Regions from separate parts of the Homo sapiens genome. Here region 2 is linked to region 1. The links are chromatin loops, found by intact Hi-C in ENCODE. Cell type or tissue: Caco-2. All regions are shown on one strand. Links, peaks and the distances in the headings refer to the core of each region. The heading gives the core; the rest is flanking DNA.

Region 1 (4,403 bases), core at 192-4,191:
GAGCCACCACACCTGGCCTCATATTTTAAATAAGAAATTATTTAAAATTATCTCATATTTTAAATAAGAAAACTGAGGTTCAGAGAAATTAGGTAATTTGTCTTATATTATAGTAAGAAGCAAATACTTGGTCTATCTGAACACAAAGCCACTCTACTCATACTTTTCAGCTGATCACTCTGCTACACTGACTTCTATTGAGCTTCATGCTCCCAGCAACTCTATGGAAAAAGCATAAAATTTAGAATCACACTTCTGCTCACTCACCATGAAACTAGACAGGTACACAGCTGTCTGAACCTTAATTTCCTCAGCTCTAAAATTGGGATAACAATGTCCACCAACTGTGTTGGAACATACATGAGATAATGCAGGTAAAACATGGGGTACAGTGCCTGGCTCACATTAGGTGCTTAATAAGTATCAGAACAAAACCATACCATTCTTAACTTACACTGAAATGCACTGATATTTCACTTTTTTAAAGTGTGTTATGGTTCCCCCAACTAGATTAAAAATCTTTTATATCCTCCTTGTATCTGTTAGAATGCTATTGATTACAAGTTCTGGAAACCAGACTTATGCTGGATTAAACAGAATTAAATCAATCACCTCACATAGGAGGATGACTAGAGCAGGCTTGAGAAGTGGTCGATTCAGCAATCAGCAATGCCATTAAGGACCTAGATTCTTTCTGTCTGATCCACCAACTACAGGCTCTGCTTCACCCTAAGGCTTGTTACCCTCCAAGGTAAAGGAGGGCTATGGTGGCCTACAGTAACTATTAGCCATCACACTTCCTTCATGTCTGAGAGGAGAGGAAGGCTACCTCCCTCTGGTTCTAAGGATAAGAAAGCTTATTTCCCACACAGCTATTCAGTCTCCCCTTGCATCTCATTGGCCTGCACTAACTTTAGCTTGGGCATCCTGAACCACTCACTGGTAAAGGGAGATGGATTTTCAGGATTAATTTGATTAATCATCTGAAGAGAAGCAGAATTTGTCCACTACCCTGCTCAAAGCTTTATATATTAGGGTCCAATTCCTACTCCATGAATGGCTGAATGGATTAGAACAAGCTTATTTAAGAATACAAATGGAAACTCTTGCAACACCCAGAAAGTTGACAGTAAATTGGCATAGAAATAAACCCAGTTTGTCCAGTTTCCAAGTGCGCAATGCCTCATGTCCAGTGTTTATGCAGAAAGGGGTGGTAAGGGAACCCATGCTTACACACACTTTCACCTTAGACCAATCCTGTTGTGACACTAATTAACTTACATCTATAAATACAATTCTCAAGTACAGATGACATGAATGTGCAGAAGGAAAACAAGACTCTTAACACATTATCTACAGCAGGTTCCTCAAGAGATAATTTAGAGGGTGCATATTCACTGCCTTAAATGACATTAAATTATGTAAGAGTTAATCTCTATTCAGCCCCTTTTCAGTCCTCACGATACTATGAAAATGAAAGCCAGTTCACTGCTGAGTGTTTACTACCCTCTCACACTTGTTAATCTCCCTTTGGAGCTTTGAAGAGCATATATCTGGACTTTCAAACATTGTTTTGCTTGCCTTCAATTATTTTTACACTTATCTTGTATTTGTGATAAGCAGTATTGGTCTTTCCATTTGAAATATTAATATGAAGTTTCATTTGAAAATATATCGATTTAAGAAAAAGAAAGCCAATTAAAATAATTAATTTAGAGAAGAGATTGTACAGAGATATGTTAAAAATTATGATGGTAATATGTACTGATACGTGAATATGGCAAAAATATGAAAGAATGTATTATGAGAAGACTACAGTCTGAAAGGCATTTAACTCGGATAATTAGAGAATGCTTTCTGATATTTAAGGATAAAGAAATGCTAACGCATAGGGCAATTATTTCAGGAACCACATGAGGGCAGCGAATCAGTAACTGTAAAGACAATTTGGGCAGCACCAGGTCTTCTTACTTAATACCATTGTTGCTCAAAATGTGTTCCACAGACCAGCAGCATAAGTATCATTCCAGCAAGATTTCCTAAGCAATTCTCATGCACATTAAAGTTTGAAAAGCTAAAGTTAGTGCCTCAGCCTGCTGAGTAGCTGGGACTAAAGGGCATGCACCACCACACCTGGCTTCATTCAACAAATATTTTTGAGCACCGTCTAAATGCTAGGGATATAGAAGGAACAAGACAAACAAGGTCTCTGCTCTGGGGGAAGTGACTTCTAGAATGTGAGAGAAGACATATACAAACAAACAACAACAACAAAAAGACAAAACAGAATAATATGATTGTGAGTGTGGAAAGTGAACAACCTTAGAGCAAGTCATCAGGCAAAGGCTCTCTGAGAATGAGACATTTGCTCCAAGACCTGAGAATGTGACATTTGCTCAGGGCCTTGCAGGAAGAAACTTCCAATTAGAGGACAGCTAGCAAAAAGACCCCAAAACAAGATCAAGTTTGGCATGCTTGAGGAACAAAAAGAATCAGTGCACCTATATCAGACTAATCAAGGTAGTGATTACTATGTATAAAACTATGTTGGCAAAGATTCGGTGAATGAATGTGTTTCTGTGTGGTGCAGGTCAAGGTGATGTGAGAGCACAATGTGATGAGCCCAGAGGCTCCAAGCTCTGCTGTGATATTTGTACATATTTGTACTGCCTGGAGTTAATTAATGGTTGTAGGGGAAGAGAAATGCTTTGCATATTGGGGCTGGGTTGACTTGAGATTCCTGCTGATGCTCAGAAATGGACCTATTTGAATGATTTTTGTCATGGACAGAAATGTATCTGATCCCATCACTTTATGTTGTATATTGCACATTGAGTTATTTTGGAGTGCTTTATCACGGTGGCTCTGGAAGAGAGGCAGAAATCGAACCCACTCATGAAAAAGTCCTGGATATTAAAAAATTTAGACCTATCAGTAACTTTTATAAGAACCTTCTGTTGAGAATCTATTTTTTCCAAAGCATCATCACTCTTCATAATTAGTTCTATAATTTCCCATAGAATATGATCCATTTCATTTGAAGTGCTAAAACCAAGCACTAGTAGTTGATCACTGTCTGTCTATAATTTGCATTGTTCTTTATCCAGGAAAATATTAGTTCTTATTAGCCAGATAGAGATCTATTATGAATGTCAATGTAACTTAATTAAAGCATAATATTAATCATAATACTATCTTCCGACTCAAATACTTCCCCAATGATGTTTACTTATGTAGACCTTTGCTGAGGAAATACAAAAATAAATCAGATGAAAGCATTTTTGATGAATAGAGAGATTTAACCAAAGCCTTTCTTAATGAAAAAATAATGTACTAGAAAGTATAGAAAGAATTGTATCTGCTAAGTCATATTCAAAAGAGGATCCCAATAAAATAAGAAATGTATTTTACCAACTTTATATCTAAACATTAAGTAATATTTTTTTAAACTTCTGAGTGTTTCGTGCACTGTGTGTTATAAATATTAGCCAAAAAATCAAGCGCATAACCTCTACTAGTTTTCCCAAATTTTATTTATTACTATTTAAAATGCACAATAAAATCTTAGGCCTTAGAAAAAGTTTAGCCACAATCACAGTTTTCTTGTTTAGTATCTACATATATAATAACATTGAAAACCAAAGTGTCCTCTTCGTTATTGAGGATGACTGTAATTTATTTGGGGAAAGTTGCTCATTATTTTGGGAAAATATTCTAATAAATTTTTGGTTAGGCAAGATAAGGCCCAAAACTTGGCACTGGAACAGTGTTTGGGGATGGTGGAGTGGTGGGCAGTGAATACTGAGTCAAAAAGGTGGCAATGGAGGAAAAAGAGGTTCTCAAAGTCCAGCCAAAAAATCATGGATTTTTGGAGAGTGGTTTAACTCTCCAAAGTTAAGCGACTCTCCATAAAAGGCTGTCTTCCTCAGTGTAGAGAATGTTGCAATAACTTGTTTAGAACTTTCTGGTTGGGGTTGTAGTTGCCCCAGAAACAGCTGAGTTGTCATACAGGAATTAAAGAGGAAAAGAGAATGAGGACTTAGATCTGTACAAGAGTGACCCTAGCCACAAGAGAAAAGGTGAAAAGAGAAAATAAAAAATCCCTCCTTAGCGATCCTCGGAGGACTTGGAACAAGCACCACAGTACTTCCAGCAGTCTCCTGGGATAAGGGCCTTGAATTACAGTACTAAAAGAAAGAGTCATCCCAGGAGGCTGGGGAAATTTATGGATATTCAGTTTGCACCTTAATTTATTCTGTTGAAATTCTTTTGGATGCAAGTAGCAAAAAAGTATCCTGATTAGATTAAACAATAAATGGGAATTTTTAGTTCAATAGATTAAAAAGTCCAAACATTTTATGGGAGTTAAGGTGAGATTTGGTCAGGTACAGCTTCTTTGAGAC
Region 2 (4,403 bases), core at 335-4,334, 160 kb after region 1:
TATACAGATTTCCAAAATGTATGTATTGTCGACTTTTAAGGAACCCAGTAACTAAGCATCTATATCATGTAACTTTAGGAAAATTGGAGAATTTAATCAGTAGAAAACATCTTTTATTTAGGTAAGCTATTTCACCATATTGATATAAATACGTCTGCAGGTTTTAATGTATTAAGTGAGTGAAGTCTATTAGGAGTTTATAAATATTTTTATTTTAAAAAATGTCAAAAATGTTTGTTTATATTTTAATCTAAAGGGCCTTTAACTTTAATTTTCACATTTCTTCAGTGAAGACCCAACTTAACCCTCTTTATTTGTCCTAGTCTACCCATGACTTCAACAAAAAAAAATAAAGCTTCCTCCCCATCTGCTTCTCCCATAATTGGGACTGAGGCACAACTGTGACTGCGTATTAGTCATCTGGAGATTTTTTTCAAAATTCTAATGATGGAGGGTTCACTTCCAGAGATTCTGATCCAATTGTTCTTGGGAAGCCTGCTTATCAGAATTTTTAAAAAGTCTTTTAAGCTTCCTGTGTATTTCTAATGTGCAACCAGATTTGTAAACCACTACAATTAAGCATGTAAATGAGGGCAGGTTTCTGTGTGTGTGTGTGTGTGTTTGTGTGTGTACAATGTAGAGGTAGAAAAAGGAACACGACTATCTCATATACTGCTCTTAAGTTCTAGCTAGTGAATTTTAAACATTTTCATCAGAGTAAACAATTCTTTGTATGTTTTTCCTGTATTTGCATTTTATTGACACAATAGCTTTTTTCCATTTAAACCACCTTGCAGAGTATGGGGTTAAAACAACTGATTTTAATCGCACCTGCATCCAATAGTGTTCTATAATTTAATGATTCTGTTGCTGTTTTTTTTTTTTTTTTAATATTGTGGAAACAGCGGTCTTCATGTGAAAATTTTCAATTTTTTCAGTTTCTGGGGGTGAAAATGATGAGAACCTGTAGTCAGTGCATTAGTATTAGCATTAGCTAATTGCATTAGCAGTAATCTTGCTAATCCCCCAAGCTGTGGATTGCTAACTTGTTCATCATTAGATAACAAACTGCTTTTTAGGTAACCATGGTTAGCCAGACTTATAGCTTACAAATTATGAAAAAAATATTCATAGATGGATTCATAGAAGGTTAAATATGTCAAGTGCCATCTGAGCCAAGTGCCTTATTTTGTAGTTGAGGAAATTGAAACTCTGAGGTTATGGTTACTTGCCCAAGATCTCACACCTAGTGAGTCGCACAGCTGGGATGAGAGTCCATGATTCCTGACACCAATTTAGAGCCTTTTTGTACTTCAGATGAGTAGAATTCAGTGTAGTTGCATCTCATGTGAAGTCCAATTCTGAGGTTCAAATGAAAAGCAAAAACTCCTAATTGTCAAAGTTACTCTTGAAAAATGCCTGAGGGTGGATCAGAGACTGTATTATCTTTCCATGAACATGTTAGGTTTTCCTTCAGCATTGGAGCAAGTTATTCACACTGAATTCCAGAAGACATAGTTGGCTTGTGATTAGGTTTGTTTTAAGAAAATGCATGTTTGTGTATACTGGAATCACATTCAGTTCAACAGGATGCTCACCTGTCCGAGGCACTGGGTAACTGAGGGAGGCTAAAGGACCAGCAGATTCATTCACATCTCTGGGCTCATGTTCACTCTGGCGTGGATAAGCAGGAAGTACAGTGGAAGGCAAAATAGCCTATACTATTTAAATTTTTTCTTTCTCTTTCTCATGTAAATGTGCATATGATGTTCCTCCAGTGTAAATGATGAATCAGTTTCTGCATATCTACACGTACCTGCCAACTAGCAGAGAAGGTGTAAGTTGAAGCAAGATGAAAGAACTCATTCTAGCAAGGCAAAATAGATACCTGGATACTTTATTTCTTATGATTGTTTTGCTAAAGTTTGGCCTTCTCAAATATTCATGAAAACTCTATCCTTCTGCTTTCTTGGATCAGCCTCCCATAATTTTGGGATTAACAAACATGGCTGTCAGCTTTTTATCCGTACTTGCCATTTCCTTAGAGAGCTAAGGTGTTTTTGATCTCTCCATTGCGATGCTAGAGAGCAGTTAACTAGATGTGTGATCTTAAAACCAATGTTTTTCATTCAGAATTTCCACCACTCAGGAGTGCTTTTAAAACGTAACCCCCCAACATTTTATTAAAATGTTCATATATGCAGGAAAGTTGAAGGAATTATACGGTGACACCCATATGTCCACCACTTAGAAAATCTAAAACTAATAATGTACTTTGTTTTTATCACGTTATCTCCCATGTTTCACCCCTCTTTTTGTCCTTAGGAATGTTTTTAAGTTTACCCTAGCAGATCAGGCCCAGCATGTGTCTAGAAAGGTTTTTTCATTTCTGGTGTATCTACATTCTTTTGTGACCTGCTTTTGTCTCCCAGCTTCCAGCTGTTAATGTTTAACTCCTTCCAGCTGTGAACATCTGCCAACATCTCCAGCAGTGTAGCTAGCTAAGGTAGCCTCTTCCTAATAGGAGATGTCCAAAATTGTTTTTTTCATGCAATGACTATCTTAACGTTTTGAATATAATAATAGCTTTTCAAAATTCTTGCAAAAATAAAAAGAAATTACTCAATTTCTTATACTTTGTGCTTATTTTTAATGAACACAGGGACAAAGTGTGATACATAGCTATTTTAAGTGGGTAACCTAGCACAGTTGAGAATGGAAGCATTTCTTGACTCTTTTCTACACAGGTTGGCCCTAAGTTTGTTTTGTGTTTCAGATACTAAGTGTACAGTATTTTGGATATTCATGAGTGCTATGAAAACAAAGCATGAAAAGAGTCAGAGTGATAGAGTGGTGATACTTTACAAAATAAGAAGATATTTTACCAGAGATGATTGAAAGGAGAGGCAGACCCTACAGAATCTGATCAACGAGCATTGAAGACAGAGTGAGCAGGAAGTGCAAAGGCCCTGAGGCAGGAGCAGGTTTAACATGTTCTGGGAACATCAAGGAGGCTAGTGTGGCTGGAACAGTTTGAGAGAGGAGCACAGTGCTGGGAGGGGGATCAGAAGAGAGTCAGGAGTCAGGTCATGGAAGACCATGTAGGCAATGGCTTCCATTCTGAATGAGATGGAAAGCTATTGTCGTGTCTGAGGAGTGATGTGATGTGTGTCATCTAACATTATTAAAGGCACTCCATATTTAAAGCATGGTGCTAGAAGCTGCCAGGACATTTGTAAGATAACATTCTTGCTTTCTGGAAGCATATTATCTAATGAAGATGAATTGTAAACAAGTAATTATAATAAAAGCATAAGTGAAATTAGTGCCATTATGTAAGTACCAGCAGAGCTGTATGAGTGGAAGAGAAGGAGCCTTTAGTTGTAATCAAAGAAATGAGTGAAGATCTGCAGGATGTTGGCCCCAGGAAATCCACTAACATTGTCTTCTGTGTCAAAAGTGAGTGGACTGTTTAGACAGTTTCACGTTTACATAGCTGTTTTAACTCAGCTATGTCACCCTTGAAAGGCTCAACTGGACTAGGAACTAGGAGGCTGGGTCTTAGATTTTTTTTTCTATTACTGTTCTTAAAGTATAGTTATAAACATGCTAACAGTGGCTATAGGAATTTGTTATTAATGACACTTCAGGTCCTACAACAGGCCCTTTATAAAGGGTATAACATGCTTCTAAATTAAATATGTTGTTAAAAGCAGTTTAAGCCATCATTCCACTTACAGGGATGAAGCAAAAAACAAAACTATTTCCTTTCAAGTACCTGAAAGACCACTTGGTCTGGCAATTTTGAAATAGTTATCTTTGGATTCTGTGTATTTTCATTATCCATCTTAGTAAAATGTGAGAATGTGACAGAGTTAAGCGTGTTTCTAAGTACTCTGAAAGATAAATTTAGAGTATTTTATTCCTTTAAGATCACTACAGATGGTATTTGCAAGCTTCATTACTTTCTTAGTCTTAATGTACAGATTAATTTATAGTGTGCTTTGAAATATAAATGTATTGCTTGTATAAAATGTATTTAACAAAACGGTTGTGTAACCTGCATCTCAGGGATACAGATGCCAGTGTTGAGAAAGTATCACATTATGAGAATGGCACATGGCACATTTCTGTTGGTGGGAAGGCCCTCTCCTGGACTGCTGTGTCTTAGCTCTCCTTCCTGAAAAAGGCATTGGTAGAATCCCTGCATTGTTGCCACTACTCCAGACCGCTCAACAGCCAGCTACCCTGCCTAGCTGATCACTCTTGGGCTTGTATCCTCTCCTATGTCATGGTGGTCTTCTTAGATGTTTTGTTGGTGGAGAACTCCAGGAGTCCCCTCATTACTTGAGCCCACAGATAGTCATTGTGTGTCAGGTTTGTTTCTCTCCCCAAGTCTTTTA

The links. A loop is a pair of places that touch in the nucleus more often than their neighbours do. Peaks named below come from ENCODE experiments on the same cell type or tissue, not always from the same donor. Only the 100,000 strongest peaks of a DNase experiment are listed, where the experiment ranks them.
Region 2: it touches region 1 in a loop (3-fold over the local background); 1 of 110 quality-filtered maps calls a loop at or near these places.

The regions. Positions count from the first base shown.
Region 1 is chr2:179,338,436-179,342,838 of GRCh38, reverse strand. No RefSeq gene overlaps it. Among named protein-coding and RNA genes, the nearest start is that of SESTD1, 76 kb to the right of the region's middle. In Caco-2, for the core only: a CTCF peak has its summit at 1,931 (motif pointing right); no DNase peak of the experiment used is centred there.
Region 2 is chr2:179,178,478-179,182,880 of GRCh38, reverse strand. The region is part of intron 3 of SESTD1 (SEC14 and spectrin domain containing 1); the gene reads left to right. Among named protein-coding and RNA genes, the nearest start is that of SESTD1, 84 kb to the left of the region's middle. In Caco-2, for the core only: no CTCF peak of the experiment used is centred there; a DNase peak (open chromatin) is centred at 2,440.